Regions from separate parts of the Homo sapiens genome. Here region 1 is linked to region 2. Evidence: chromatin loops called from intact Hi-C (ENCODE). Cell type or tissue: mesothelial cell of epicardium. All regions are shown on one strand. Each heading gives the region's core, and the rest is flanking DNA. Links, peaks and the distances in the headings are about the cores only. Region 1 overlaps GALNT13 (polypeptide N-acetylgalactosaminyltransferase 13). Region 2 has its middle 84 kb from the start of KCNJ3.

Region 1 (17,233 bases), core at 6,296-14,295, 200 kb after region 2:
AGACACTGAGACAGTAATTCAAGTGCAAGTCGTTCGTTAGGAATATGATCTCAGAAAAGACAAGTATGGTGGTAGGGAAGAGAAAAAGGCTAATACATGGTAAATTATCTAATTAGTTACACTGTGGATAACTAGAGCTTAATTCTGTTGGGGATCCCTGGCAACCAGTGTAGAATAAGCACGTCGGAGTCAGTCCCTCAAAGAGTGACAGGGCTGAGATATTTATACATCATCTGCCCTCAGCTTTTGCTTGAGGTGAGCTTCCAGGGAGCAGAATTTAATGTGACTGATGGGCAAAGCAGCCTCTTTTGGTTAAAAGACCCCCAGAGGGTCAGAGGTGCTAGCCTTTTGATGTTGGGCTGGAAGCAAGGGGAGAAACAACATTTTGGGAGCAACTGTTGTGTGTTACGAAAGACAGTGGTCATTTAAAATATACTGTATATTAAATATGATATAGCACATACAGTATTATTCTTTTTTTGCAAATTAGGATTATGAGGTTTGCAAAGGTTAAAGAAGTTCTACAAAGTCACTCCGTTTGCAAGTGGGAGAGCCAGTGTTTGAACTATGGTCTGTCAGGCTCCAAGTCCCATGTTCTTTCCACACAATTAGCATTTCACTTCTTGGTGATACTTTTCAAACTCTAGAGTTTATTCAGATTTCATTAGGTTTTCCATCATGTTCCCCTACGAATCCAATCCATGCTCCTTTTTTCCAAGATCCCATCCAACAATATATTTTTAGTCATCATATGCCCTCAGCCTACTCTGATAGATGTTCAGACTTTTATCTTTTTGATGATGGTTTTGAGAAATACTTATCAGGCACTTTATAGAATATCTCTCAGTTTGAATTTTTCTAATGTTTATCTCATGGCTGGATTAGGGGTCTAGGGTTGGGGGTGGAAGACCTCAAAGGTACAGTGTCATTCCCATCACTTCAAGGGTGCACGGTATCACTATGACTCACATTATAGAATCTTGATTACATACTCAAGGTAGTATTTGCCAATATTTCTCCATTGTAAAGTTGCCACTATCCTCTTCCACATTGTAATCTTTGGAAGAAAGTCAACACAGCACACATGCCAGGGAAGGGGGAAGGTTATGTTATACCTCCTGGAGTAAGCTACAAAACTTATATGAAATTCTTCTGTACAAGGGATCCCAGAGAACAATTTTAACTTGTCTCTTAAAGCTTCAGTAAGAAATTGGGGGCTATGTATTTATGTTAGATTTATAAGTAACACCACATTAAGATTCATACATTTAAAAAATAAGTCCAGCTCGAAGAGGATGTGGAGAAATAGGAATGCTTTTACACTGTTGGTGGGACTGTAAACTAGTTCAGTCATTGTAGAAGACAGTGTGGTGATTCCTCAAGGATCTAGAACTAGAAATACCATTTGACCCAGCAATCCCATTACTGGGTATACACCCAAAGGATTACAAATCATGCTACTATAAAGACACATGCACACGTATGTTTATTGTGGCACTATTCACAATAGCAAAGACTTGGAACCAACCCAAATGTCCATCAATGATAGACTGGATTAAGAAAATGTGGCACATATACACCACGGAATAGCATGCAGCCATAAAAAAGGATGAGTTCATGTCCTTTGCAGGGACATGGATGAAGCTGGAAACCATCATTTTCAGCAAACTATCACAAGACAGAAAACCAAACACCGCATGTTCTCACTCATAGGTGAGAAATGAACAATGAGAACACTTGGACACAGGGCAGGGAACATCACACACCAGGGCCTGTTGTGGGGTGGGGGGAGGGGTGAGGGATAACATTAGGAGAAATACCTAATGTAAATGATGAATTAATGGGCGCAGCAAACCAACATAGCACATGCATACTTATATAATAAACCTGCACATTGTGCACATGTACCCTAGAACTTAAAGTATAATAATAATAAAAAAAATAAGTCCACCTCACGGGTCACTTGGTTAACTCACTGAGTGAAGAAAAAAAATCAGGTCTCTTTGTTAGGTGGATTGGAACATGACAATTTCTGCCACCCAGAAGTGGCACTTGCTCTCAGTAATGTGTAAACCATGAATTGGACACTGGCTATGGTGAGCTATCAAGACCACTTTGATCATTCCTTGGTGTTACGGTCTTAAAATGCATCTTTGAATTTTTTGTCTAAAAGAAAAAATCAAATTTTGCATATTACAGTCATAAACACATATTTTACTTTCTTAAATAAAATGAATATTCCAAACCTTTTTAGAGAGTTAGAACTAGAGAGCTGGAGTAGAAGTATGTCTATCTGGTAGGTTTTCATTAGAAGACTAAGATTTTCTATTCGAAATTGGAATGGACACTAGGCTGTTTCCATGGTTACCTACTGAAGCTTTTTTTCCTTTAATGGAAAGGTATCATTTCTGTATACACCACATGTAGCTTCATGCTTTGTATTGGATCAAATCCTTTGATAGCAGAATAAAAGAAATGAATTGAAAAAGTTTCTACAGTCTGCCCCTGCTTGCTGTGAAATTAGACTTCAACACTAAATAACATGAATAAGAAGCCCTTTTCATATTTGGCTGAATTCACAGTGTCATTTTTAATAACAAAAGTGCAGTCCAAGTATTTTCATGATGCTTATTACACACGATCCTTTGACAACCTTTGTAGTCTGAAAGCTCATTGCTTCTTTTGTCCCCTCAAGTCAAAATTCCCTTGCTTGACATTTACCTTCTATTGTAATCTTAGCTCTTCTACTTGTAAAACTTAATTTTCCACTGTCCCACTCCAGACTTTCAATTCCATTTGTGGCAGTGTCCTTGCTGTCCTTACTCACCCTCTGCTCTCTGTGCACGCTGAGTGCTTTGTGGAGTCTTTTAGACCCATTCCTGTCCTTATCAGAACTTTTCCTGAATGCCTCCTGTAGAGCATTATGAATGCTTGCTGTATTGTTAATGATTCTTTTGTATTCCCTATGAGATTGAGTATATGGTTTGTGTGCCTATTTATATTACATCTTGTTTCAAAGTGGATTTAAACAGCGATATCTATCTATAACAAATATATATATATTTCTTGCATGTATAATTATATATGATGTAATTAAAAGAAAAAACCCATTTCATACTGCTAACACATGCTTCAAATTAGTGTAGAATGCAATAAAATCCTAGAAAACGTATTTCTTGTGCAAAGAAAAAAGTATTAGACATATTTCAATATAAAGATAGCTTTTAATGTTAAGAATAGATTTGGAAAAAAATTAGAAATAATTTTTCTTCATCATTTATACAGAAAAATGACAATCTCATGATATCTCAGATCCAATTCCTTTTTGACATCATGAGTATATAATTAGGGCATGTAAAACCTATAATAGAAGATATTTTGCTGACATAGTATGACTACTACGTCTATATTTGTAGCAAGGCAAAATATATATGGGATATATAGTTAACTTTAAATGACATATCTAAAACATTGTGTTTTAGCCATATCGATGTGTAGCTTCCACTTGATTAGTCTCCTTACACTGGGCTACTTTCAATAATATTTTATATTTGATGACTCCTTTTAAAAATTGGTAAGTTTTAAGCAAGGAATCTTTAAAAAATCTTATACAGAATATAAAATGTATTTTGTGCTATAAAATATATCAAATATCTTCATTTCACTTGCATATTTTTTCAGATGTCTTCTTTTTCTAAACTTAATGTTTCTCTTCCCGGGATAAAGTATTAGTATTGCCTAGTCAACTATTTGAACATGAATTTCTTGTATAGTTTTATGTCATCTTGGCCTTATTGTGCTATCTTTTCATTTCTGAAAAAATAAGTTTTCATATTTAAAAAGCAAAAAAAACTAGGAATATCCTTGCCTAATTTATTCCAAAACTGTAACAATTTAATAACTAGGATGGAATTGCAAATGCAGTAAGATGAAGACAATCACAGGTACAGCAAAGCAACTAATCATAAGTATGGATTCTGCTTGGCTTCTCAAGAATATAAAAGTGGGCTAGGCAACGCTGTTAATTTAGAAATCACAGACATTATTTACCTTACCTAGAAAATAATAAACTGACTTTTACTACATGGATTAAGCCAAGATAAAGTTATATTATCTATTATAGAGTGCTTAAAATGGTTATGGTGAAAATAATTATGTCCTTGATGAAAAATAGGCATACAGCTAGTCTAAGGGTGATGGGGAATAGAAGAGTATTTCGAAAGACCTTAATATTCTTCACATATAGTAGACTCATGCATTCAAATCATTTAATTAAAAAAGTATTAAATATGATAAAATGTTGGCCGGAAGGTTACTTGAACAAGGATACATTTCACAGTAATGAGTAAGGTTATAGCCTCAAGTCAAAACGAATTAGGCATAAAACAGGAGAAAACTATTTGAAGACAAGGTGGAGAAAAGAATGAGGGTCAGAAGATTAAAGAGTACACAGGAGTAATAAGTTCTGCTGGAAATAAATATCTAGTTTAATGGAGACAAATTCATCTTGGTAAAGTCAGCAGAGAGCTTGCAGTCCATCTGTATATAACAGGAGCTTTAGAGGAGACAAATTGGTGGGCAATGGGTACAAAGTGGATGCTGTTAGTAGCAACACATTTTCCTTTTAGTAAATTTTTCAGGTAACAGATTCCCATTTTCAGTAAGAAAAGTTGTCCTGATGGTTGAGGTACGCCTTTGTGTCTACGTGTATGTGTGTGTGTATGTAGTGGGGTTTTATTAAACCAGGGTAGTATTAAACGTTCTGCTTTATACACTTACTGTGATATTTCACTTTAAGGGGAGTTTTTCCAAATATTCTGGGAATCCCATTAATAAAACTGATACACATTTATGTACATTAAAAAACAGAATATCATTTTAATGTTTAAGCCTTATAGAAATGTAATATTAATCTCAGTTATGCATGGGATGATGGTGATATACTTTAACCAATTAATCAACAGAATAATATTTTGTCCTACTATTTGCACTGACATACTTTGCTATTTTCTAAGATGCCTTCTTAGACACTGTCTTCTCCAATTTGGTCTGGTGTCCTTCCCTTGTTGGTGCCATAGTCCCTTTTCCATGTACTGCTTTTCTTATCGATAATCACAGTAGATATCCTTATGATTTTAACACCAGGAATATCTGAACTTTTACGAAGCTGTTTTTTAATATTATGGACACAAGGAATCATATAACCAACTTTGTGCTCATAGCTAGAAAGCATAGAGCCAAAGTTGTGACTTATTTAAATCAATGTAGGATCCCATGAAATGAATTTTAAATATCTTATGAAAATGGAAAAGGTGTTTTCTAGATTGACTTGAATTGACAATTTTTCTAACACTTTTGAAAAAATGTCTTACATGGTAGATGTTAACAATCAAAATGTAGAAACATAAAATGAGACTCTACAATACTTAAAAGATAAATCTAAAAAACAGCCAATACTAGTTTTCAATTTTTAAGAGATCTTAAGAAAGAAAACAAAAACTTACAATCTTTGAGTAACTCTTGTCAGGGAAAGAAAAGGGCCAAACATGACATATTTAACATTTCTATGCTAGAAAACACTGTGGCCAGGCAACACTCGGCAGGATCAGATCACAAGTTCCTACAAGTTTTTATCAACTCCAAGTTTTCATAGATGTTCCTCTGATATAATTTTCTTGAATTAGGAAAATGTTACTTGTTGATTTTTTGCTCAATTATTGGATAAAATAATTTTAACACTCCTGTGCAGGATTTATTAACAGAAGGAGCCATTATCATTTAATATTTTAAGGATTTCATTTTAGTTATTTTATATTTTTATTAATATAGGATTTATAATTGACAATGTTATTTACAATTACTATGATGGTAGAGAATACAAAAATTTGAGTTAAAATAGAATCTCTAAAAACAAAAATTCTACAATTAAAACTTTCTGAAGAATCAGTACTATATAACTGAGGTCCACTCTTTCTAGCTATCACAACATGTTTAGAAGTATCAGGATGAAATCATGTATGTTTCCAACTTTGAGGAAGGTTTAGTATCTTAGAAATTTTTGTCCAAAGAAGTTGGCTATTTATGAACTCTGAGCTATACTGTTTCTAGAATTTTCTTTGTGAGCCCTTAATTTCCTGTCGTTGATAAAACAAATTATCACAAACTTGGAAGCTTAAACAGGAATTTATTCTCTCACATTTCAGGAGGCCAGAAGTCCAAAATCAGTTTTACTGGGTGGGAATCAGGTATCAGCAGGGCCTCTTTCCCTCCAGAGGGTCTGGGGGAAAATCTAGCCCTTGCTTCTTCCAGGTTCTTGTGACTACAACCATTCCCTGGCTTATTGGCCGCTTTACTCCAAGCTCTGCCACTATGGTCACATCACCTTTTCTTCTCCCTCTGCTTCCCTTTTATAAGGATACATGTGGTAGCGCGGCTATCTAGATAACACAAGATTATCTCCATATCTCAAGATCTTTAACAAAATCATGTCTACAAAATATTTTTTGCCACATAAGGTAAAACACAGGCTCCAGGGGTTAGAACATGGGTATCTTTTGATATTCATTTTTCAGTTACCAAAGCCCCAAATCCACACATTTCTAGAGGAACAATTTCATCCTCCAGGAAGATGATTTTAGTTTATGTAGTCAGAATTTTGAAGCTATTTTTATGATAACAGGCTCTTGTGTAACTTTAAACATTTTTATAACAATTGTTTACTTGTTCATTCTTTTAATAAGCGTTTATTCCTGTAAGGGGATTTTTTAAAAAGAAAAACAACAAATTCTTGCTTCCAAAAAAGACTACAATTTATTTTTGCAGATAGGATAATGAAACATACATAATTGAATGACAACATAATGATTAAAGAATAAAATATTGAGAAATAATATATAAGTTAAAAACAAGAGAAAAAATTCTGCAGTCTAAGTTCAAAGGAAATATAAATGTATATTGAAAAGCAGAAAAAATACAGCACTATATAGAGATGGTGGGTTTTGAAGTGCGACTAGATTGATAGAATTTACATAGTTCTAAAAGTGGCCGGGCGCGGTGGCTCACACCTGTAATCCCAGCACTTTGGGATGTGGAGGCGGGTGGATCACCTGAGTTCAGGAGTTCGAGACCATCCTGGCCAACATGGTGAAACCCTGTCTCTACTAAAAATACAAAAATTAGCCAGGTATGGTTGCGGGTTCCTGTAATCCCAGCTACTCGGGGGGGCTGAGGTAGGAGAATCACTTGAACCCGGGAGGTGGAGGTTGCAGTGAGCCAAAATTGTGTCACTGCACTCCAGCCTGGGCAACAGAGCAAGACTCCGCCTCAAAAAAATAAATAAATAAATAAATAAATAAATAAATAAAAGCATGGCAAGGTCATGGCAAATGGGTTTAAGAAAAGGCAAAGCTATAAGAAAAACAACAACTAACAATAACAATTTTTTACAAGTCTGGTCAGGGTCCATAAAGTTGATGGAGTAGAGCAGAAAGGGGTCAAAGTTGTGTAAACAATGCCAATTTTATCCTGTAATAACTAGGAACTCTTTCAGGTTTTTTTTTTTTTTTTTTTTTGGTGCTTGTTTGTTTTTCCAACTGGGAGCGATAATTTCGACGGAGTCATCACTTAATTATTTAAGGAAGGTGGAATGAAGATAGGGACAGGCTGGAGTTTGGGGAAACTACACTGAAAATTATTGTAGTAATTCAAGTCTGAGGCAATCAAGGCTCAAATTTAGAAAGCTGAGTTATTAATGGAAGAAAAGAAGAAATAGATTTTAAAAAGACTAGTAGAATGAATCCCCAGGGCTTAGGTCCAGTTTGTAGTGAGCATGGGGTGATGAAAGATGAGAGAGAAAAATGTAAAAGATGAAAGAAAGAGATTAGAGGACAAAAGGCTTGGGACAAAAGGTAATTATAGACACACTGAGTTTGAAACAATGGCTGCAAGCCCAGGATATGGTACAACTTTGACGCCTCCTTAAACTTGAGGGGATTAATTTTGCAGAAAAATAAAATGTGAAGAATCAAGACTGAACAGAGTAGCATGGCAATAAGAGATTCACTGACATGTAAAAGTATCCTAAGACTTTGTTGACACCTGACTGATCAAATGATCACAGGGCCTATTGGATTTACTTAAAAGAAAACTTCAAACTTCATTGTTTGAAGAACTTGAGGGTAAAGAGATAACTCATGATCCCCCAAAAAGCTAGCCAAAGTGAAACGTTTCTTTTCTTTGGATATTTTCCCCTTAGTCATATACTACCTAGAGTGTTTATTATTGACTAGGATAATCAGGTTTTGTTGGATGAATGATTGACTGAAATTATCATTTGTTGTAGTCTAAACGTTTGAGTCCCCCCTCCCAAATTCATGCATTGAAATCCAGTCCCCAGGGTGATAGCATTAGAAGTCTGGGCCCTTAGAAGGTGATCAAGTCATGAAGTCTCTGCCCCGAGGAATGAGATTAGTGTCCTCATGAAAGAAACCCAGAGATCTAGCTCTTCTCTTTCACCATGTGAGCATGCAAGAAGAAGGCTCAATGAACTTTTCCCTCATCAGACACCAAATCTGCTGGTGTCTTGATCTTGGACTTCTCAGCCTCCAGAACTGTGTACAATAAATTTCTGTTGTTTTTAAACCACCCAGTTTATTGTATGTTTATTATAGCAACCCAGATAGACTAAGACAGCATTCCATCCCAAGTATAGTATAATCTCCTGACAGGAGGACAAAGTCAGCAAAGACCAGAGAAGTTCTCCCAGTCAAGCATTAATGATAATGAAAGGCTCTTGTAATAATTCCTGTTTCTATAGAAGTTGTGGTAACCCTGCTTTCTTCTAGCTTGCATGTATCCAACTCATTTAAACATTTAATGAATGGTAGATTTTCCTTCTTTCCTCATAGGCCATTCTATTTAACTTGCAAATTTACTCTGTGAAATCCCTGGTAAGTTTTAATTCCACTGTGCAAGCTACTAAAAAGGGACCAAATTAGTATTGAAATGGCTTCTAAGTAATTACAGTACTTATAAAAATGCAAACTTTAAAATGAATATATATCTGTTGAATGTATTCATTACAATCTGTGAGTACATTAGAACATATTAATAAAATAATTAAGCTTTCTCTAGGAGAGGATCTGTAATGAAACAAAGTATTTGTTTACTCTCTAAATTTTTAATACACCTGTCATAAGATTAGATTCAATTTAAGTAATCAGATGTTAGACGAGGAGGAGATATTTGTATAAAAGTGTAGATCATACCTAATGATCTCTTCTTTAATCTTGGCAGAAAACAGCATTTTAACAAATGGCTAGCATAAGCTTCCTTAAAGGCTTGCTACCTTGAAAAATAGCTCTGAATCATTTACCGCAATAAATTATATGGAATGTTTCCACGTGCTTTCTAGCTGTCTTCAAATGAGTGGCTCCAGGGAGAAAAAGAAACATTATAAATGCATTCACTAGGGTTGTGAATATTTTTCCATTACTTTACATTTTTTTGCCTTTAAAAGGAAAAGGTACAATGTGTATGGGGCTATTTTTATTCATTTTTAATTAAAGATGTGCTGCTATTCAGAGGGAAACAGCATTGAATTTTTAAAATTGTTACAGTGATTAGTTTCAAAGTAAAATGTTTATGTTATAAATGTTATGTTAATTTAATTTTTACCTAATTATGAATATATTTTATGTATTAGAGTTTTTTTTTTTTCTAGAGATGGGGTTTTGCTACATTTCCCAGGCTGGACTCAAACTCCTATGTGCAAGAGATCTTCCTGCCTTAGCCTTCTGAATAGATGGTACTACAGATGCATGCCACCATGCCCAGCTATTTTATGTAAATTTTAAATAAAAATTAATATCAGTTTGAGTAGATATAACATATTCCTAATAAGACTATGATCTGAGTACCAATTTTGATATTATGCCTTTATGATGATATAAATGTTTTTTCAAAGCACTTTAAAAATGAATGGCATTTCTACACAAAAAAGAGAAAGTATTAAGGCAAACATTGGTTTTAATATATAAACTTGAAAAGTCTGTATATAAAAAAAACTGTAAACAAAAAGTCAGAAAAATGTTTGCAAAATGCATGACCAGGGCGATAATATTTAACAAAGTATTCTTATAAATGACAAGAGAAAAAAGACCCCTTTCAACCCCCAATGGAAACATAAGCAACAATATCACTAGAAAATTTGCAATAACAATTTTTGAAATGTTTAAATGCCAGTTTTTAAAATCATTAAATGCACTGATAATGCTAGAAATATGGTTGAAACAAGATAAAATGTTTCTCCCATACTAAAATGGCAAAGATAAAAAACAAAAAAAAAATATAATACACAGGGTTGGCCACTGCGATTATAATCCTGGAAAGTGTGGTTGGAAATCAATGCAAATACAGTGACTATAAACCTGGTGTGGAATCAGACTTAGGTTCACACTGGCTTTACCATTTCAATCATGATACTAATCACTCAAGATTTCCATTACATTCGTAAGTAAAATAAGATAATAACACTATCTACTTCAAAGATCATTGTAAGTCTCAAAGAGGGTAATTTGTATTAAATGTTTATCAGAGTCCTTTTTATTTTAGCTATTAGTCTTATTTGCTGAAATCTTAAGAAAAAAGAACAATTTGTTAGTATACCTTAAAAGCCTTCTAATTTTGCATAACCTTTGATTGAGCAAACATACTTCTAGACATATTTCTAAAGAAGTAAATATTAGTGATCACCAGATTTTAGCTACAAGGAAATTGATAGGCTTGGTTTATAATACTGAACATTTACAAATATTGTATGTTAAACAATAAAAGAATAAATAAATTATAGCTTATCCATTAAAAATGTGTCCTGTAGCAAATGTACTTCTAGAGATATTTCTAAAGAAGTAAATATTGGCGCTTGCCAGATTTTAGCTACAAGGAAATTGATGGGCCTGGTTTATAACAATGAACTTTTATAAATATTGTATGTTAAACAATAAAACAATGAATAAATCAATTATAGTTTATCCATTAAAAATGTGTCCTGTTTAGGTTAAGGAGTTGCTAATGAATAGCTAGCAAATGAGAAGCTAAATTATCGGGTTTTCAACAGTGAGTGTGTCTTAAGTTTTTTAGTGGAGCAGAGTGTAGCCAACAGCTCAATTTCAGAGAACAGTGTAAGTGAACTGCTAGGATAGGAAAACACTGAAAGCATTCAAGGAATGAGAAATCATGAGACGTATGTCTAGAGCACAGGAGACCGATGGGACATCAAGGTAGATCAGGCTGGAAAACCAGATGGGGATACAATTATGAGGGGTTTTGTATATCATAGGAAAGAATTTGGCTTTTATTCTTTGGGCAGTGGAAAGCTGCTGAATATTTAATGAGATGTTAAACTAATGTAGCATGAATTATGAGTTATGAAAATAATGAGGTTTTAAATCCATATGGGTAAAAGTAGATATAGGCTAGAACAAAGGCAGAGATCCTGGTTATAAAAGGACTAAGATGTAGGGACATTTTTCCATAGAAGTGTTGGGATTTGGTGACTAATCGGACTTCAGAAGTATGTTTCTATGTTAGGTTTCCATTTTGGATGACTCTGTGAAAGGAAAGGAAATGAGTTCAGTTTGGAAACAGGTGGGTTTGAGATGTCTGCAGACATTAACGATAATTAACTGGCTATAGATTCTAGAGCTCAGGAGAGAGGTTGGGGCTGTACATGTAAATCTGAGTCATTAACATTGTACGGGACATGGAAGTGCTTCCAGGAATCCATGCCATCTTTCAGAAGTACAGAGAAGACACTCTCACAACTGCTATACTTTATTTCAGTAAATTGTAACTTCTGTCTTTCACTTGTAAAAGTTTATATTCAAGTTAATCAAATTATTCTTATTCTTTTCAAAGTGTTAATGATTATCATGAAGTTGCTTGACAATGAAAATAAATCATTGCAAGAATAGATATAAATGGAGTGCTGAATTTTGTTATTCTTTGAGTAAGACAGTTTTTATTTATAAGGCTTTAAAAAAAGAGCACTTCAAAATGGTCATGTTGAATTGAATAATAATTCTCCAGTTGTTAGCTTTTGCAGTATTCCTGCTACAAAAACTTTCATTAACTCCATTTAGATTTTGCTGGGAAATCTGAGTGTTTAAGAAAATTATTTCTAACAACTACTGAAAAGTAAGTTTCTTCCTGATGTTTCCAAGGCCTTAAAAAACCCCTAAACTATCAAAACTCCTATGCAAGGAGAAATGGTTAAGGTATAATTGTTGACAAACAAAAAAAAAATACCTTTTTTTAGAAATGTAACTAAGTTAAAAAAGGATTTTAACATTTGTTATGATTTTTGTGTAAAAGCAAGAGAGAGAAGCTTGAGTGATTTTTATGGGTTGGGGGCTACTTATAAAACAGTCAAAACTAAATAACCATAAAAATAATTGCTGCTTCCATGGTAACATAAAAGAATAGCAATAAAACCAGGGAGGGTAATTCTGAGAATAAAATTCTAAAATCTGTTTTTTATTAAAGTGAGAAAGACAAAACCTGAAACAGGTTCCTAGTATTAATTATCTTAGAAATATTGAATTCCATCAGAGCAGAATTCATAATAATTGAGTTTTATATGATGGTTAAATTTTTCCATAATCTGTATTTGTTAGAGTTACAGGAGAGGTTGTTCATCGTTTTGAAATCAACAATACCAAATTAAGTGTTGTGCTTTTATCTTGCTTGTGACATTAGCCACTGAACGAACATTTTTTAACTTCAGAAATAAGAGAATTAACAACATCAATAGAAATAACAAGTAAAGGGGCTAATTAATGGCAATGGATCAATACACATTGCATGTTTAGTATGTGCCATGTTTAGTGTTAATTTTTTTAATGAATTTTCCTAGTGTTAGAAAAAATTTGAATGAAATCTTTTGTTCATTTTATGGACAATCAATATCAAAGCTCAAAAATATTATGTAACTTGCCATAAGTTACCCAATTAATCAGATCAGGGTAATGCAACACAACAATGTTCTTCTAGTCTCAATAGTTTAAATTTCCCCATTCTTATTTAATTATGAAGGAAATACATGTACTACTGTATGCAGAAAAATGTGCGGTAAAAAGGAAAATTTCTTTTCCAACTCAGTCTTCTTTCCAGATATCCACTCGCCAGATACAATCTATATTCCAGATAGATTTTTATAGATTTGTAATAGATTACATAGCATCCATATAAATATACAGATACTATATATTGTTCAAATATTTTTTCATAAATGAGATTATTGAAAATAAGTTGTCTGGATTGTTTTTCTCTTTTGAAGTTCTAGTGACACACATGCAGACCTCCCTCAGTCATTTTGATGGTATACAGCTTTCTATACTGTGCGTATACCATGCTTTATTTAACCATTCCCCTCTTGGTAAATACTGAATTGTTTCCATTGTTTGTGTTTTAACAAAAAGGGCTCCAAAAACATTTGTGTGTGTGTGTGTGTGTGTGTGTGTGTGTGTGTGTGTGTGTATGTGCAATTAAGTATGTAGATGGAAAAATAATGGTTTTAATTTTTATCTTGTTATTAAATTGATCTTGTAGAGCACATTAGAATAAAAGTAGGGATAGATTTTATGCTTATTATTATTTGATCACTTTCTTTATGAATCCCTGAGCTGTTTTTATATACTTTTAGTTACTATGAAAATAACAGCTCATTATTTCTTGGCAATGTCTACAAAGTTCTAAGGTACAAATCTACTGTTCTGGCAATACAATCTTTCATCTATTTACTTGCCTAGTATTCGTTAGGTGCTCACCATGTTCCAAGACTGCAGCAGGTGCTGGGTATGAAAACAGGAGTAAGATATAGGACTGCCAGCAAGAAGTTTGCAGTAGAGTGAGATAGCTTATTTCTGGGTATTTGAAAACGTGCAGATGAATAAAGTAATTTTTAATATGGCACTGTAATGATTCTATGTAGAGAATTCATCTGGGGTACCTTTCTTATTTTCATAAGCAATAGAATGAGAGAGATTTCATAAGTAGTGTTTCTTTAAATTCTGTATGAAATTATGGAGCAGATAATTAGCTGATTTTTTTTGCCATAAGTTGTTCAAACAGATTATGGCTGGCACTTCTAAATGTCTCCCCAATATCTTGGTAAATGAACTGTGAGAAGCAGCTACTTGTGAGTGTGGGGTTAAATATTCAGTGTTTTGTTGTACTAGGGATGTCCAAGTAACACATTTTTACCTAAAGAGAGATACACTGAGACGTGTAGAGCCTCTAGGAAGGCTTTTGCTTTTCCTAAAAGAAAAACAGATATGGCTATTGCAGTTCTTCCCTGACTTTGATATTCCTGCCTTGAATGTGGATATGATGTCTGGAATTTCAGCAGTCCTCTTCTGACCAGCTGATGATAAAAGTTAACTCTAAACACTAAAGAATGGAAAGACATAAAGTTTTTGGTTTCTTTATGAAATCATTGAGGTCCTAAACAAATGTCAGAATTTTTATTATGTGAGAAAATTAAACCCTCACACATTTAGTCCTCTTATAGTTAAGCATTTTGTTGTTTCCAGCTGAATTCATCAGGACTTCATTGGTTTTTGGCAGTAGAGGCCTGTCACATTCATTATGAATCAGTGAAACAATAAATGGAATCATTTCTGAATGCTTTGTCATTAGTCTGCCTATGTTGTTTCTATCCTCTTCCTCCATAAGGTCAATTTCCCATGCTGTAATTTAGAAATTTGGTTTAAATATTTTCTTGCTCAAATTGACAGTTTGGAACACTAATTAGGATTTTTTAAATTAAGAATTTTTAAGGGAGAAACTTCCTTTTAATGTTCTCCATTAAATAACACCGGCCCTGTTTGAAGTATGGTGCGCCAAAACTCAACAGAGTTCATTTTCTTCTTTATAGTACAAGAATCAACAAGTATTTTTGTAATAAATCTTGACACAAATATAACCATAATTGTGCTGGACAGGATAACTTTTGCAACCTCGGTTCACACTAACTCAGAAATTCTACCTCTGGATAAAAAACTTTTGGTTCTCCTAAACTTCTGTAGATAACTTGTTTACAGAGGATTAGCTACCTCAAACTCTGCTTTGTTGGTATAGTTCCCAGGAACTCCAAATTCTACCTCTCAAAGTGGCCATGGCAGTAAAATAGCTCTGTCCTGAAGACTCACAGCCAAATAGCCTCCATGTGGCCCACCATGCAAAGCTTTTTTCCAATGCTTAAGAAGAGCACAAGAACTCTTGTCACACACAAGAAAGGCTGTCTAAGACTTTTAGTCAGCTTTCAACACTGAACTATATACTTAAACATTTTATTAAACTTCAAAAGCTCTTAAAAATCATAACATACATAAAAATCTGAAAAGAGATGGATAAAAATAACCATTGGGAAAACATCACAGATGTTGAGGAATTATTTTCTATATTCAGTTAATAGAATAAAATGTACTCCTCTCATTTGCTAATACATGATAAAATGAGATGTGTCTAAAATATTTGGATATCTTCATTAACTGTAGGCACACTGAAAGTGTTGCTCTTTTTATTTTAATTTTTCAGCTCTCCTTTAAGATCCTTGGGACAATAAAATAGCCAAATTAGTTCTAGATTTGAGTGTACATTTATTTATTAAGCTCAGTTTATAGTTATTAACATGTGAGCCATGGTCTCCACTGATAGTTTTAACAATATTTTCCCTCTAAAACATGAAGCTGATAAAAAGGGAGAGTTTACCTGATTTCCTCCCATACCATGACAGTTGAATATACCCACTTTTTCATTTTCCTTGCGGCCCATGTTGTCTAAACACTGATTGGTTTCAACATTTCTTATCTAAAGGAAACACACAAAAGGGGGGGGATAAAACATAAATCAGACAGTTATTTAAGTCATCAAATCCTTCTCATGTTACTATCTATTGTTAACTGAATAATACAACTTCATAAGAAAATTTCTCCAAGAAAAACATATTACTTTAAATATTTGTCTTTTTCAGTGTCCATTCTTAACCTGTATACATTTCTAAACTCCTCCTGAAGTTTTTGAACAGAATTGGCATTGGCATCTAATCAAGAAACATTCCCTGTTTATAGCATAGTATCATAGAAGAAGGAAGCAGCTGCATATTATGAATTAGGAATTCTTCCCCAAATCCTCTGAAAATTAGGACACACTTTTCATATTCCACTCAAATAACCATTGACTATTCTTGAACTCCTATACTATTGCATGGAAGGAAATAAAAACAAATTGGCTAAATATTGAAATTTATGTTCTTTTTAGATTGCTTCATTACTGTATGTTCCATTCTGTGTGTTAATAAAGATTACACTGTTTATATCTGTGAGTAAAACATTTTCATGCATCTTCTTTCATGCCTAATGTCAAACTTATTGGGAAGTGCTTGACCCTAAGGAAAGCTATTACAATGCTAAACAGTGATTTCACATTACAAATTCCTCAAAAGCAAGATTGAATTGCTGACTACAGACATAAAGTTCTTGGTTTACATTCAAACATGGCATTAGTCCCATAATTAACATAAAGTTAATACATATTTGTGCCAAATGTAATTACAAAACCAATAATTGACTTTAAAGATACTAATCTCACTGAATCAAGAACAAATGAATGCAAAAAAGAAAAAAACCTTCAACCTTCTAATAAATGGGATATTTCAGATTTTTACTTAGTCTCAACCCCAAGTATGTATTTATGCTTGTCCACTCTGCTTTTGAAAAGTTTGTATCTCCGAACCATAGACATGCATATTTTACTGTTCAGTTGGTAGAATTATTGGACACATATATTTACTTATCTATGCTCTGAGTACATGTTTCCTCACATTGGCTAATGAATAAGACAGGAAACTTACTACATAAACATATAGAGGATGAATTTGGTTTATACAATTCACTTTTTCTGTGGTGCAGAACCTCATGGCCAAGTACTAGTACCTGGAGTTGGGGAAAGTGGTATGACTTGCATTAAGGCCCCCATCAATAACTGAGAATAGTATGGATCAGAATTCCCATTTGGTAAATGTTAGAAAAAACTGGACAGAGTCATCAAGCCCTGTTTCAAGGGGCTGAGATTTAGAGCAGAGTTATATGTGTTTTCATAAAAAAATCTGAGCAGCAACCCATTAAAAAAGACAAAACACACACTGAATATTACAAGGAAAGGGCACGGGCTT
Region 2 (17,233 bases), core at 3,246-11,245:
GGGAAGTGGAAAGCAAAGAGAAACAGGGAAAAGATGAAAACTGATGAAAGGTACATTATTAAGCATTACTGTGGGTCAACTAGAATTGAATCAGGCTGGTGAATTCTGGTAGCCAGTGTAGAGCACGTTCATCCTAGTTATCCTGCCTGAGGAGCAAGAGGGCTGGAATATGTATATACCAACTTTTAGAAGTCATCATTTGAGGGCTGAACCTGGGTTGGGGGAAGGGAGGGATTAATTCTCTAGGATCTCCACATGCAGTGCATGTGACTAGAGTGCACAGGTGCTAGAGCAAGCCCAAGCAAAGAACGTCCAGTTTAGTGATTCAGATGGTAAGGCCCAGGGGACATAAGGAGGCCAACTATACACCTGCTAGAGAAGACCAAAGTGGTTAGGACATAATAACTGACCTTGAAGAGCTCACAGTCTCTTAAGAGATGGAAGTCAGGATCACAGGAGATTGCCCTGAGTTGACCTGGTTTGACCTGAAGAAAGAGAAGTACCCTGCACCATTTGTGATTAAAGGCAAGGAGACAGAGATAGTTGAGAATCAGATAAGGTTATAGTTAGAAGTGTAAGCAATTGATGAACTAAAGAACACAGGCCTCATCTACTAAGGAAGTAGGACCTGGGTAATCACCGAGAGTCAGGGAGAGAGTACAGCGAGAGATGCTCCAAGAAGGGGAAAGGGAGACAATCAAAAACAATTAAAAACCAATCAAATGTAATAACAGATAAAGGAATGTAGAAAAGCTATTTGTAAAACCTTTATTAAACACAATTTTGGGATTCTCTTGAACCACATACATAGAGGTAGAAGATATTTAATGAAGACAGAACAATAGATATATTTCTTGACTTTCCTAATGTCATCTCAGTCTCTAAAGAATCTAATTTTATTCTTAGCACTGTAGAACACTGACATTACTAAGCCACATCAAATCACTCACTCTTAAAATTTCAGCAGATGGAAAGTTGTTTAAGGGAAATACTTTCCATTCTTTATCTACTACAATCAGTATTTTCTCATTTGCATTCACTTCTTGCTTGGACCACCAGAAAGACATATGCCTGGATCACATTATCTTAGTGCTTCTTAGTATAATTCTCACTGAATTGTAAACACTTGTTGTATCTTCAGAATTTGTAAAGTAGTTGAAATAGTTATAGTAAATTTGCTTCTATATTTTTCATAAATTTATCATTGATGAGATTGCCTTTTATATGTCTGCTTCAAAGTCCCATGTGAAAAATTTTATTTCAACTGAATGAATTATATATATATATATACACACATATATATGTCCTCCCTTCTGATAATAAAATACTGCAACTTGTTTTGCCAATCTTACCCTGGTTAAAAGGAGCTTGGAAACTAACATAAAGGCAAATATATGTGTGTGTGTGTGTATACACACACACACACACATATAAAACCATATGTATTTTTACATTTATAATATATATCATATTAAAATATATATCAATTAATAATTAATAATATCATTATATATAAAATATATAATTTTATATTATATATAATATTGACCACTTGTTTACTAGTTAGTGATTTTCTATTTTTATTATCATTACCATTGTAAATTTTATTTTATATGACTGAAAGTTACTTAATAAAAAAGTAAGTATAAATGAATTATAAAGTGAAAATTATTTTTGAAGCAATGTGATTTTTTAAGGTATGACATAAATATCCAAAGGGACATCCACCTCCTCCTGCCCATGGCTATACATAGAATGAAACTACTTATCCTATTTATATTAGCTCCATGGCATCACAATCCTGTACTGCTATGTCCTTAACACCAAACATCTTCAACATAGCGATGTGATTTACAGTCCTCAGGGAATCTACGATATAAATGTATCTGCATTAGAGCTTCAGGAAGTAGCTTATTTCCCACAACTACACACCCAAGAGTGGGACCCAGATTCAGTAAGACCCTGGTTGCCACTTTAAGCTTATCAATTTATCATATCCTCAGAATAATCCCAAAAGGTAAAACCCATTTCATAGAAGCTAAGTAAACTTACTAGTAAGAGAATGGGTCAGGATTCAAACATAGGTCTGTCTGAATGTAGACTATAATGTCTATCAAAATACTTTATTATGACTTTTACTTTCTGACTGAACAGTTAATGGTATGAAAGAAAGAGAAAGAAAGAAAGAAAGAAAGAAAGAAAGAAAGAAAGAAAGAAAGAAAGAAAGAAAGAAAGAAAGAAAGAAAGAAAGGGAGAAAGGAAGGAAGGAAGGAAGGAAGAGAGAGCGAGGGAGGGAGGGAGGGAAGGAAGAAAGGAAGGAAGGAAGGAAGGAAGGAAGGAAGGAAGGAAGGAAGGAAGGAAGGAAGGAAGGAAAAGAAAAAGAAAGAGAGAGAAAGAAAGAAAGATGTGTTGTTGTTAGAGTTAAGCTTTTGTGTCAGTTTGTGTCAGCTTTTGTGTCAGTTCAGCTATGCCCACATAGCTGGTAAAACGTTATTTCTGGGTGCGTCTATGAGGGTGTTCCTGGAAGGGATTAGCATTTGAATCAGCGGACTGAGTGAAGAAGATCTGCCCTCACCAATGGGCTCCATTCAACCTATTGAGGGCCTGAAAATAATAAAAAGGCAGAGAAAGGGCGAAGTTGCTCTCTTTGCTTAAACTGAGACATTCATCTTCTCCTGCCCTCAGACATCAGTGATCTTGGTTCCTGGGCCTTCAGACTCCAGGACTGACACTAGCAGCTGCCTGCTTCTCGGGATTTTGGCCTTTAACTGGAAGCACATCATCAGCTCCACTGCTTCTCAGGCCTCAGGTTTTAACTGGAGCTATACCACCAGCTTTCCTGAGCCTCCAGCTTGCAGAAAGATTGTGGGACTTCTCAGCCTCCGTAATCTTTCATGAGCCAATTCCTCCTAATACGTCTCTCTCTTTATATCTTTATATATATTATGGGTTCTGTTTGTCTGGAGAACTCTAATACACACATGTATTAATACATATTCAATGAATGACTGATGACTAAAAATATGAAAAGCCTCACTATGGCACTTCTAGCATAGACCATTAATTGTGTCACATCACTAACTATTCTTTTTTTTGGGGGGGGGGGGGTGGGGGCTGCGGAGTCTTGCTCTGTCACCCAGGCTGGAGCGCAATGGCGCTATCTCAGCTCACTGTAAGCTCCACCTCCCGGGTTCACGCCATTCTCCTGCCTCAGCCTCCCGAGTAGCTGGGACTACAGGCACCTGCCACCGCGCCCGGCTAATTTTTTTTGTATTTTTAGTAGAGACGGGGTTTCACTGTGTTAGCCAGGATGGTCTCGATCTCCTGACCTCGTGATCCGCCCGCCTCGGCCTCCCAAAGTGCTGGGATTACAGGCATCACTAACTATTCTTATCATGCAATGTGACATTTCATTCTTAGGTGCTTTTAAAGAATAGTTTACAAGTCTCTACAGGGCTTTTTTTTTTTTTTTTGCCATGTCATAGGGAATTACTAAACTTGTACATGTCTATTTTCTATGGAAATAGAGATTAAGTCAGCTAGGTAGATGGCTCCAATAGCAAGGCTGAGGCACATGAGGAGGGGGTAACAACTGACTATGCTGGCAGAACTAAAAGCAAAAAGATGAATGCAGACAAAAGCGCATATTAGCATTAAATGGTCTCAGCAAAGTAATCATATAACTAACAGAGTGAAAGCATCTCTCCTCTGCAGTTTGGGTGAAAAGGAATGCTAGCTAGTAGACTTCTCTAATTTGCACATCTGCAAATCAGTGTATGAAGGAAACAGTACACAGTCATTTACACTGAGATAACAAGTATAAGTACAGCCACTAACAGAACATCTCATCACAAGAAAGTGTTGGTGACTAAAGGTAAATGGTTACTATTTTCCAAGGTCAGATGATTTCCTTCATCCTTTCACTGATGGTAATAGCAGTTTCACAGGTCATGGATAGTGCAAAGAAGCATCACTTAAAACATGTGCTGTCCTTGTTTGTAAATGATAAAAAAAAAAAAAAGTAAAATGGTCATAACAACAGTATTGTGCATAATGAATCTTTTTCATTGAAAGCAGTTAAAATTCTAAAAATCCAGAACCCCGAATCTCACACCATAAGCTAATTCTCTTATTTTAGAAAATATAATGAAAACATTCTAGAAAACATAATGAGTAAACCTCTATATCTTTCAAGCAAAAGCTATTATTTTCACAAATTATCCTTGCCTCTCTTTATACCAAAGAAGACTTTGGTAATTTTTGTTATTGGTTTATCAGAGGACTGGGCAAAAAATTCTGCCAGTCTGATTAACATGGTTATAATTAAACCATAGTCTTTAATTGTGGATTCCTGGATGGCTAATCTTGTCACTTGCTATTTGTCAAGCTAACATAAAGGGAAATCAACCATGTATTATACAATCTAATTTTCTTCTGGAATTCTGAGTAAATGTGTATGGCCAAAACTGATTAAGATGCCTATAGATGGAATAGGTGATAATTAGAGAGACTGGGAAAAAAAAAAAAAAACCACTAAGAGAAAAAAGTAAAACAAAGAACTAGTAAAAATGCTGAAGTCTTCCTGGTAACCATCTTAATGGTGTGATAATTTTATTATAAGATTGTTTTAACATCTATATATCTTAAAATTTGAATCAATAGAGCTATGTGAAGATTTCAATATTTTTTTCCTGAGAGTTATAAATTATAGATTCATTTTCTGAAAGGACAAGACAAAATTAAATGAACAGATCCTGATAGAATTTCTAGTCATTCACTAGCTAATGTCCAATTTAAGTTCTTCCTGTTCTTATCGAATAGCCGTTTATAGAGTATTAGTACTAAATGTCAAACAGCATCAGTGTAACACCAGCTTCAAAAATTGTATGTTTACCACACACCATCATTACTATTCTATGTAATTATAATGGAAATGCAACACTTATTCTTCTACTGCTTCTCTGAGTCATATATTAATCCTTCTAATGAATCAAGTTGCACTTAATCAGCCAGAGTTTGTTTCTTCTACCTACAACTGTGAATCCTAACATACATATGTGGCCAATTCCTTTGCTCCAGGTCACCCAGATAGCAAGTGGAAGAAAAAGAAATTGAATGAGTCTATCTTTCCTTATATGAACTCTTGTACCCTTTTCACTAAGGCATTCTGCTTCCCCAAGAAAATATTACCCAACCCCTCCTTCACATTCAAACCCTTGCTCTTTGAACTCTCACTAACCAAAACCCCAGAACTGAATAGTTTTAGTTATATCCATTTCTATTCAAATTGTTTCTCTAAATATTCATTATTCAAACTAAAGACAACATTGATTTGGATAGACAGGGATATATTATGGAGAACAGACCTGTTCTACAACATTACCCAGATTAGGTAGCAAATAGATAGTTACCAAACAGATTTTCCGCATAGGGAGCAAATTTTGATATTAAGACTTAGACAGCAACTGTAGAATAAAAGACATGTAAGAAGTGGAGTGAGAGAACAGGGCAATATCCTCCCAAATAGCTTTTATTCCATCAAAATGTATACTATATTCTCTAACAAAATAAGCATTATAAGTAACTGACCCCATCATAAGCTCCCCTAATATAATTTCTAACTCATTACGGAAAACTGCCTAAAAATCTGCAACCTATGATAAGACTCTCCTGCACCATAATTACAAATTTGTGCTTTAGGAGTTGTTTCCACGTAAGAAGAGGAAGCATTCCATGTTAATGCTTTTATTAAAAAGTCCATTTCCAGTTGACTAAGATAAAAATAAAATAACCTAAAATAAAATAACCTATTAATATACTGATAATCAAGATCATTTGACCTGGAAGGGTCATAGTGATCATTTAGTTCAAGATTCATATATTTCCATATATTTATAAATGTGGAAGCAGACGACAAGGCTGAGAAAAGCCTTGTGTAAGTTCATAGAGCTTGTTAGGGGCATCTTCTGACTCCATGGTAAACATTTCTTCTATTACACTATACATATGGTTGATTAAAAAATGTACAACTTTATTTTGTTTTTGTAACTGTAATGGTTACTTCTCAGGTTTCATTTATTAAATTTTATAAAACTTTACAATTCATAATCATGTTTTGGCTCTCTGTGCCAGCGGTCCCCAACCTTTTTGGCATCAGGAACTGGTTTTGTGGAAGACAATTTTTCCACGATGGTCAGAGTGGGCGGGGGAAATGGTATCGGGGTGAAACTGTTCCACTCCACGTCACCAGGCATTAGGTAGATTCTCATAAGGACCACGCAACTTAGATCGTTCGCATGCACAGTTCACAGTGGAGTTTGTGCTCCTCTGAGAATCGAATGCCACCGCTGGTCTGACAGGAGACGCAGCTCGGGCGGTAACACTTTCTTGCCTGCTCACCTCACCTCCTGCTGTGCAGCCCAGTTTCTAACAGGCCACGCACCAGTACCAGTAGGCCCGGGGTTTGGGGATCCTTGCTGTGTACCATCCTATTATAAACAGTCATGGTTTCAGACACTTAGTGCTTTTGAGAGAACGATTTCCCTGAACAAGGCAAGGTTACAAAAAGATAGTGTGGGCACCTAGAGTGATGTAGCAAATGAGCCTGATGTAAGAAGCAATGCAGTAACCAAGTAAAATAGAAAAGTACTCCAAGCGAAAAGAAAATACATTAAGGTTTAACTCTAAAAGAGAATAATGTGGATTTCTATTTGACAGGGAGAGGAAATGCTCCATGGGAAACATTAAAAAAGAAATGATTCATGGAACTTCACTTTAGTCTTTACACATAAAAGATGTCATTTGTGTTCAGACAAGTGGAGAAGGCTACACCGTGGGTAGGAGGGCAGGACGTCATTCTGAAACAGTGAAGAATAAAATGGCACACATAAATTCTTTATATCTGCAGAACTACATTTTAATAATTTAAATTATTTTTGAGACCCTATCAAGTTAACATCAATTACTTTTGGTATTCAGAGAAGAAAGACAGATGTGAAATGTGGAAAAACTAAGGGAGATAAAATGATGAAAGAAATGGAAACTTTAACTTTTCTCTTCTGCCATCAAAACCTTTTAAATAAAGTTTTCTTCTTGTTTTAAATGCTCAGGACACTGAGGACATGCTTTCTGTTGAATTTCAGGAAATATATAGATTGCAAAACTAAAACATTTGTTACACTAGTGTGGGATTTCATTAGAATTTCTTTGTGCCTCCACATATATACAGAGCTAGTAAGCCCCAATTGTTTTAATGCTATATTCCTGCATGAAGAGATGACATTTGCAATAATCATTAGAATATTCATTTTTTGACTGTTACCACTATACCACAACTTTTCACTCACAGAAATTAATCAGATCATTCTTACGTAACTGGAGATCAAAAATTAGTTGTTTGTAAAATATTTACTCCATGACTTCTGGGAGACGTGAAGAAGATGATCACTCCATAATTTAAAAATTTCACCACTCTGACTACCTGGAGTTTCGACACTTTGGTTCCACCAAAAACTGAAGCTAGCTAATGCCTGAAACAATACTCATCATTGTCATGGTCTTCTAATCTGTAGCTTCTGCCCCAGGTCCCAAGAACTTCTTGGAGCAGCCCCTCACAATGTCAGTGCCCTTTCACGTGTATTATTTCAGTGGCATATTACAGAAATGCAGGTAAGCAAGTGCTACTTTTGAGATGTGATATAATCAGTGCATGGCCAAATGTCAAATAGGCAGCAAACTAGAAAATGCTGCTTCAAACAGTGTCCTCTTTTGGATAATCTTTAGAACCTTCAGATCTTTGTCAAAATACATTTCTGTTGCTTGAGAAATGAATTTTTTTAACCCATTACTTCCAGTGAATACAAAGATAGAGCTTAGCTTCTTATATGAATCAGAAATGCTTCTGAGACTAGAAGACAGTTACACTTTGGTCAAATAGATGAGTTTGAAACAGAAGGCTACTAACTGGAAGAAAATACTTGAAGTTCTGCTAGAGAGTTTCTGAGCAGCCACAGAACAGCATGTATGGACAAGATTCCTAATAGCATGATGGATGGCACTGGAAGGGCAGTTGAACAAGGACCAATATTGAAATTTGCCAATGCCCAGTTCAAATTCCTGAGACTGTGTTGCAATAGGTAAGAACTCTGATGACTTTTTTTTCCCTCTGTCTTCTCCAAATGAGTGACCAATTAATGCTGAAAGCTCCAAGGTTGGAAAGGTATTCAGGGAGCATTATCTACCCAGAGATCATGGTATGTAATTGACAAATCTTAAAATATTCCAAAAGAAACATCCTTCAGGAATACTGCAGTGGTGAATACTATTAGTAGCCTATTTAGAAAACCATCCTCCATGTTCCTGCATATTTTCACATAAAACCCTGATTTTGTTCAGGTATTAGATGGTCATGCATTTCAGAGAAGGATGAGTCTAAGCCAATCATGGTGGTTTCATTATTCTTGTCATCACACTTGATTGGCTTAGACAGAGCAAGTGTTGTATAAATGGCCAATGAGATGTGAGAGGAAGTCTAGACAACACCATCTAGTAAAGTTTTTCTAACCCTTGTAAAGGGACACATTATAAGAATTATTCATTTTTCTGTGATATCTTAAAAAGTGATATCACAGAAAAGGTGGTATCTTTTTATCAGAACAGGTGATGTCTTTTTAAGGTATCTGTGATACCTTAAAAAGATAACCTGGTGTGATGAAAATAGCAGTGCAAGATGATTGAAGGAAACCGTTTCTTTGCTTTATATTTAGCCTTTCAATTAACCAACCTGGTGGTTGCACTATTCTTTTTATATATAACATAAAAATCTCTCATTAAAAATTAGTTGTGTTGATTCTTTTGTTGTTTGTAACTGACTATATCTTAACTTTATGTAATAGGCAATTTATGTCACTGATATGATATTACAACTCCATATCATCTTTAGTTAGATAATTAATGTGGATGGAAGAAAATTAAATTCATGAGAAGATGTGAATCAGCCATAAGTGAAAAATACAGCTGCTTTATAAAGGAGGACTGAAAACAATATGTGACTGTATTGCCTATTAGGAGCAATGGCTCAACCAAAATTCATTCATCTTTGAAAAATAAAACAAACATTAAACACACTGGCAAAACTGGTAGGCAGGAGATATTTCCAACTTAAAACATAAAGCATATTGCATCTTACTTGAAGAAAGGTACATTCATTATTCAAATACCAAACATCAAGGGGAAAAAAAAAGAAACTGGAAGTTAGGATGATTATGGGGAGATTTAGGTGAAGTTCTAGCCTATCAAATGACTATAATCCTTGGAATACCTGGGCCAGGTCATAGGTTAGTAGGTTGCCAGCATCCTCATGCAGTAAGTAGTCTAAGCCTGAAGCTTTATAAACTTCAATAACGTCACTTATTCTTGCAGATAAACCTGATTCACATATGAACCCTATCACTTCTACACCAACATGATTCTTTAATTTATCCTTCTTCCCTATTTGATTCCATCTCTCATTGTCCAGCCCCTTAGCATATCTAATCTAGACCGCTTTAAAGACGTCTAACAGGTTTTTCTGCTGCTAGTCTCTTGCCCTTTTGCTCCTTCAATCCATTCTTTACACTCTTCCTTAGCATTATCTTTGTAAAACACAAATTTGGTGGTCACCCTCATGCTCAAAAATTATTTGCAGACTTTCCATCAAAGGCCTGAAAATTAATGCTCATATTCCGTACCATGGGTACAAATAATAAATTTTTCAATTTTCTTTCCTACCACTGCCAGTGACATAAAAATCTTTGCTTTTTCTGAAGTCGTGTGCTTTTCCATTTACCTAAAAATCATATATGATCATACTTACATGCTCTAATTCATGCTACTTTTCCTTGTAATTTAGAGAAAATTTTATATTTATATTTTCTCTGCCTAAAACCACTTTAGATGTCTTCAGGCCTCACTCAAACACAACATCCTCTATGCTGTCTTCCCTAACTTCCCCAAGACAGAAGTGTTCTCTCCCTTCTTTCTTTTTTTGCAATGTGTTCACACTATGGTATAGCTCTTACTGCAGAGTACACTCTGAAATATTTTTGGTTGTGAATGAGGCTGTGAGCTCTTTGAACCAAATGCTCGTAGATTCCCAATTTGGTGGTTGGAATTGGTGGTGGAATAAAAGGAAAGTTTGCTAGAGACATGAACCAACTAGCTGGTCCCTATGCCATTGGGTGAAAGCTTCTCCCTGTTCTGGCATGAAAGGCTAGAGAGAAATGAAAAGGATATCTTAGTAAGGCCCAGAGATAAGGAACACTCTTAGAGGCTTCTGACTGAAACTTTTTTTTCTTACCTCTAGTATGAAAGATTGTACAAAGAATTATACTAACACAGTACCTTGTCTTTTATACTGAAACAATGCTAGGATAGATTAACATAGCTAAATCTACACCTTACCAGAGTTAGTCCACTTTCCATTTAGTTTAATTACAGCTCACTTTCCATTTGATCTTTTAAAGTATAAATCAAATCCCTTATTTCCTATGATTAAAATCCTTATTATAATATTATTAGAAAAGAAAATAAACAAAGAAACCAAGAAATCCCTTCCTTACTTTTAAGGCCTATAAGATCTTTTTCCATCTGGCCACTATTGTCTACTTCTATCTCTTAACTTGCACCAGCCTCAGAAGTTTAGTTCTTGTAGTTTCCTCTATCTGAAGACATCTTACATCAGACATTTGCTTGGCTGGCTTATTATTTTCTTATTCATGACGCAGCTGAAATGCATTCTTCTTAAAATGGCCTTGCCAGATCATCATGGCTAATATCCAGGATTTTTTAAAATATCTAAAGTTATTTTAATTATTAATTTGTGTATATGATTATAACGTATATAAGCACATAAAGATATAAATGTATTTGTTTATATAAGCATATAAACAAATGTGGATTTCCCTGATTAGAGTATAAATCCCTTGAGAGCAAAATTGATTTTGCCTTTATTGTTTACTGCGATATCCCAAACACAGAACATAGGATATAGTTGGAGCTCAATAAATATTTGTCAGATCAACTGAAAGGATGAATGAATAAATGATATACTCAAAAATGTTTTTGGAAAATGTTTAGAAGGAATGGACCTCAGCATTCTAATGCAAGTGGAAATTAGAGCACTTCATACATCGGCCTTTCCAAGCAACCTCCTGAATTAGAAACCTTCTGATTCAGGGAAACTTAGATATGAAGGGTATATATGTTGAATAGTTTTTCCTTGATAGAATTAAGTATACTGCTTTATGATCTTTAAAAATATTGTGTATTTGATTCCGGCATGTAATCACAAGATATTCGAGGATAAGATAATTAAAATTTTTCAAGAAATATCTTTTTTTGTTGTTGTTTCTTAGGTGCAACAGTTATCTTTAAAGTAAATGATATGCACACTTTGTCTTAAAATATTTATTTTGGGTTTTTAACTTGGAAGTGATATTAGTAGAATACAAAAACTTCAGAAATAGAAACCTTAAACTTTCCAATGTTTTCACAGATAACAGGAACCACATTTAATTTGGAAAGAGTCCTTTTTTCTTAAAAACAAAGCTGAAATCATTATTCTACTTACCTTCTAAACTACTATCTTTTTCCCCTGTTTTCATTCTTTCAGTTGTTATCACAAATCTCCTTTATCTACCGAGCTCCCAGGTACACCTGATTTGAGCAGTAATCCGCTTTTCATATTATATTTTTACTGGAAGGAAAAATTTCTGCCAGGGAGTTATGCAAGCAAAGAGTCAAAGGCATTACTTCCCAAGCCCTCCAATTCCTACAACAGTTTTCTGTGGCTTATTACGACACACAAAATTGTAACAGGTAGAATAGATCCCAGATATTACTGAAAAACATAATTGCCTCATATCAAAGCTAAAAGGTTGTATTTAAAAAAAAAAACATGGTTTCCACATATGTAGATATAAAATTACTATTCTCTCACTTTTAAAACATGTTGACTTAGAGGACAGAAGGACATAATTGGACTGCTAAATTACTGAATATGTAAAGGCTCTCATTATTGTGTTTTGTTTAAAACCAATATCTCAGTACTGAAAAACTGATTTTTTTTTCTTAAAAAAGGAAAATAGCCATGATTTTAGATAATTCAGATAATACAATATACAGCTGTAATTTGTGGCAGGAGTCAAAAGGCTACTTGAAGACACAGTGTCAAGACCTGGGCATAAGTATGAACCCAAGAATACAAAAGTGAGATGCTAAAGAATTAAATATTTACCCCGTCTCTACTAAAAATATAAAAAATTATCCGGGCGTGGTGGCAGGTGCCTGTAGTCCCAGCTACTCGGGAGGCTGAGGCAGGAGAATGGTGTGAACCCGGGAGGTGGAGGTGAGCAGTGAGCCAAGATCGCGCCACTGTACTCCAGCCTGGGGAACAGAGCGAGACTCTGTCTCAAAAAAAAAAAAAAAAAAAAAAAAAAAAAAGATTTAAATATTTAAGGGCAGGCACGGTAGGTCACGCCTGTAATCCCAACACTTTGGGAGGCCGAGGCGGGCGGATCACTTAAGGTCAGGAGTTCAAGACCAGCTGGCTAACATGGCAAAACTCCATCTTTACTAAAATTAGCTGGGCGTGGTGATGGGCGCCTGTAATCCCAGCTATTCAGGAGGCTGAGGCAGGAGAATGGCTTGAAACCCGTGGGCAGAGGTTGCAGTGAGCCGAGATCGCGACATTGCACTCCAGCCTGGGCAACAAGAGCGAAACTCCGACCAAAAAAAAAAAAAAAAAAAAAAAAAAGAATACTTAAAAGCCTGGCCACTGAAGCCAAGAAATTTGTCGATTTATTTTTCAATGAATTATTTGAATATACCAAGTGCGTATTTTGACATTGTGTTGCTGAAGGACCTGATAATTAATGTCTATGGTAACACAAGCATTTTCGGGTGAGGGACAGCGGTGTTAAAATGGCCTCACAGAGCAGGAATTGGCTGCCCCTTCAATGATACTTGACCATGTCTACTCAAAAAAGTAGTATAAGATGCAAACCTCTTGGAAAACATAGAGAAATGTATTACTCATAAATTTAAAATTTTTAAAAAACTGTAAAGGAATCTAATATTCCTGAAGTAGATAAAGAAGGGGGAAAGAATAAAAGACACAAGTTATCAAACATTTATTTCATTAAGTCTGAAGAACAATATAATGAAATGATTTGATTAGTTTTATTTTCAACCAGTATGTATGGGAAAGAATAAAAATTTGTTGTTAAAAATAACTACTGAAGTTTTTCAATGCAATAAAAATCAAATATGAAGTTGAAATTCGACATAGTTTTATAGCCTAGGAAATAAAGAGAGAAAGACATATATTGTAAAGTCACTCCCCTTTTTACACTCATATCAGCTACTGCTTTCTAGTTTCCCTAGAGCTGTCAGTGGAAACATTTTTGGGAACAGAGTTGCTCCTGTTTTTAATAACTTATATGAACAAGTGGTATAGCAGTGAAGCTCTTAATGATAGCTCCTTATTTATGTATGCTGGGCATATAGAAGAATTGGGCAGCATGGATCTCATACCTATTCATCTGAATGTGGAGTGAGTTGATCATATGGGGAAATCTGACAAGACTTCAAGACTGTGAAGTAGGAAAGAAGAAATATGTGAGTTGAAAAATACCAAAATGCTCTAAAATTATTATTGTGGTAAAAAAAAGTGGCATAAACTATCAAAAGATTTTGAAAAGGCACACGTTTAATGTCTTCTGAAAATAGCACCATTCAATTTCAGAGAGTCTTAGGATGTTCCTAACATCAGAAAAAGAAAAAGAAGCCCAATATATTTTACAGCTTAGTGTTTCAAACCCCAGTTCTGGGGGCCTGAACGCAGGTGATGTCATTTGGTGCTTAAAGCATTCTGAGCATATATTAGAAACAATTTCTGGCTAAATTAAATGTAAAATTGTAATACTTGGTACAACTAGTCAAGCACTGCCATATATCTATTCATATTGATATGAATGTTATGGCTACAAACATATATTTAATAAAAACAATTCATTAAACTGTTTTGTAAATTTAAAATACAAGTTATTTTTTATTATTTGATTATTTTATGATTCCCACCATTTTAGGTACTAGCAACCTGATATAACTAATTGCCAGTAATCTTTTACCTTTTATACCAGGTTTCAGGAATTAATGCTTAATATATGTTTATTAATGAATAAATAAAGAAAAGAGTCTATAAGCAAATAACTGAGTAAATACCCAGATCTTCATCTTTTTGCTATGGAAATAATAGCCTCAGGTATTCTCTAAGAATTTTCTAACAAAGTCTAATAGGTTTTTTTAGATAGATCTTAATACACTTTTTGTAAGTCAGGGGTTCAGTTTTTTAATTGCTATTGTTATTTTGTTATTTTTGAAACAAATATTCTGTGTCTACAGTGTGAAAGCCCAAGGTTATTTCTTTATTATTTCACTTTCTTAGGAGGCAATTGGTTACAGAAAATCAGTCTTCTCCCTTAGCATGGCCATATCTGATATACCTCAGCCTACTGAATTTTAAAACTGCAATCTGCTCTCAAAGGAAATTGTGCAATTGAAATGTACTTCAATTTAAGCTAGCTTAGTTAAATATTAGATTGCCAGTCAATAGGGAAATAGTGTAGACATCCATGGATAATTATCATTTGCTGCTTTAGGAAAGATTCCAAATCACCATTTCATACATACTAACAAGTGTTATATTGACATCTACACAATAAAATAAATATATAGATTTCTGTTAGGCTTTTGCATTTGGAAGACTCACTTTGCTATACTTGATATTGGTATAGCATTTGCATTTTGCTAAATTCTTGATATATTCTGGTACCATCTCTTTTTGCTAATAACTATATAACTTATTTAATCTTCTGGGGCTTAATTTAAAATCTCTGCAAGCAGATGTTGGATTGAAGGAGACAATTAGTCTGCTGAAGAAATGGAAATGTACTTTCAAGTAGGTTGACACCAGTTTTGCTAGAAATATCATGGTTAGTTATGATAAGGCAGGATGCAAATCTGAGGGCAACTTAAGGCCCTATGTTAGAGAGAAGAATAAATGGGGAAAAAGAAAAGTGAATGCATTGCCTGAATTTGCTTGAAAACCTGTACCAACTCTGACAGCTGTAATATGAATTGATGCAGGGTGCAGAAAAAATAACTTAATAGGCACACGCAGACTATTTTCTACTCTCATCAACAGTCTGATACTACCAAAACAAGAGCTCTCCCTTTAGCTCCTTAGTCAGTATTTTTTCTTAATTAAAAATACTGTGACACTTATCCCTGTATAGTTGAAGTACCTCTTTCTCTTCCCCCATCTTTTTTAATGCTCATGTAACTCAGAAGGTACGCTCTGCAGAAATATAAATCCCACCTTTCTGCTGATAGGTTTCTTTTTACTGCATAGAATGCCATGACTACTTTTTAGGTATTTTATTTGCTTTGAAATATTTCCATTTAAAATGTGAAGTGCTAAGAAATAGTAAAGCAAATAGCATAAAGGAAATCTTTCTGTCTTTTTTACACAGGTAGAGGTCAATATTGAGTTTTTCCTCCTAAATTCTGTCCCAAGCCATGTCTACAGTTACACAAAAAAACAGGATGGGGAAAATAATTTCCATTAAGCTATTTTTGAATTGAGAATTAAGCTAAGCAGCACAAATAATCCACAGGAAAAATCTCAAAACAGACATCCTCAGGCACAGGGCTGGTGAATGACAGGGTTCCCCAAGCTCTAGCACAACATGGAGAGACATATGTGGGTCGACCACAACTGGACTCTCTAGAAGGGGATCTCATACCCTGCTGCCTCTTATGTTTAGAAACACATGTTTACAAAGAGTTGGATTTGGCAGTGGGGATGCAATCAAGTTGGAAAACCTTGAGCTTTATGATCAAGGGTTGAGCCTTACTAATACGAGAAACCTGCTATTCTAGAACCCTAGTCATCCGGGAAATTTGGGTGTCAGAAGTGTTCCTCCTGGCTTGGCCACCGACAGGAACTGCCTGGGTCATGCAGCCCACATATAGGTTTGTTTCTCTGTGGTTATACAATTGTGAGAATTCCTCGGGTGGTAAATAGCTTCACAAAGAAACAAGTAGGCCTTAGTCAGTGTTGCCACAAATACTTGCTCCAATGAGTTTCCCCTCTCTCACTAAAAGAAAATTTCAAGAAAGAAGAGCCTAAGAATGATCAAGAGAGAAGTGCTTTCCCTCCAGGAGATGGTGCTGGGTAAAAGACACTAAGTAAGGAGGCTGGCATGGTCCCAAGTAAAAGATCCCATTGTAATTTATATCTCTGAATTTCTCTTACAGGTAACACTAGAAGATCATCTATTGTATAATAGGAAAACCAATGTTTAATTCACATGGCTCTTATGGAGATTCCATAAAATGTAGTATATAAAGTACCTGCTTCAAATCTTGGTAAATACTATCAGTTAAATATGTATAAGTTTTTCTTTCACCCATACATGTCCAAAGCACTCTCTGCATCTTGACTTACATCTCCAAATCTAAATTTTATCTAAATAAGGCTATGGATTTAGGAGAGCAAATGAATCTCTATGGCCCTCCGTCAAATTATCCAATTATCCAGAATGAAATCTTTAGGTTAGTATCTAAACCATACCATACCATATCTCATAGCCATCTTTGAAAGAATACCTTGCATTTAATATCCAGTAGATATGTGATAAATATCCTGTATATTATCAGAAAAGGTGTTATTTTACTTAAGAGAGCAGACACTGCTTAGGCCTAAATGACAACCTAGGATCTTTCATTCTCAGCTTAGCAATTTGCTAAGCAATTTTTATGACCTTAAGAATTTAAAAAAGCTTAAATTATTAAAAATATAATCTGTGACCCTTTCACCAATGGAATAAAAATAATTATAAGTGGGCTTTCATTTTATTTTATAAAATCTCAATGCTAAAAATAGACATGCCAACTGCTGTCTGATTGTTTCTAGGTCTCAGAAAACATGTAGAGATTCCTCCCACATAATTCACTTAAAAGGGCAACAAAGCCAATTACTACTTCTCAAAACAAAACAAAACAAAAACACCATAATTTAGATCTTTAGAACTCTTCCATTGAAGAAAGATTTATTATAGTGGCCTTTGAAGAAATAAAGCAAATCACCACATTCATATTTAAATATAGGAAATGAAATTAAACACATTTA

Evidence for each region. Peaks named below come from ENCODE experiments on the same cell type or tissue, not always from the same donor. Only the 100,000 strongest peaks of a DNase experiment are listed, where the experiment ranks them.
Region 1: a loop joins it to region 2, with 10 times the contacts of the local background. A loop is called at or near these places in 3 of 110 quality-filtered maps.

Annotation. Positions count from the first base shown.
Region 1 is chr2:154,407,621-154,424,853 of GRCh38, reverse strand. It overlaps GALNT13 (polypeptide N-acetylgalactosaminyltransferase 13), which reads right to left. Exons shown (of 13, transcript NM_052917.4): 11 at 15,772-15,870. Among named protein-coding and RNA genes, the nearest start is that of GALNT13-AS1, 41 kb to the left of the region's middle. In mesothelial cell of epicardium, for the core only: no CTCF peak of the experiment used is centred there; no DNase peak of the experiment used is centred there.
Region 2 is chr2:154,606,003-154,623,235 of GRCh38, reverse strand. No RefSeq gene overlaps it. Among named protein-coding and RNA genes, the nearest start is that of KCNJ3, 84 kb to the left of the region's middle. In mesothelial cell of epicardium, for the core only: no CTCF peak of the experiment used is centred there; no DNase peak of the experiment used is centred there.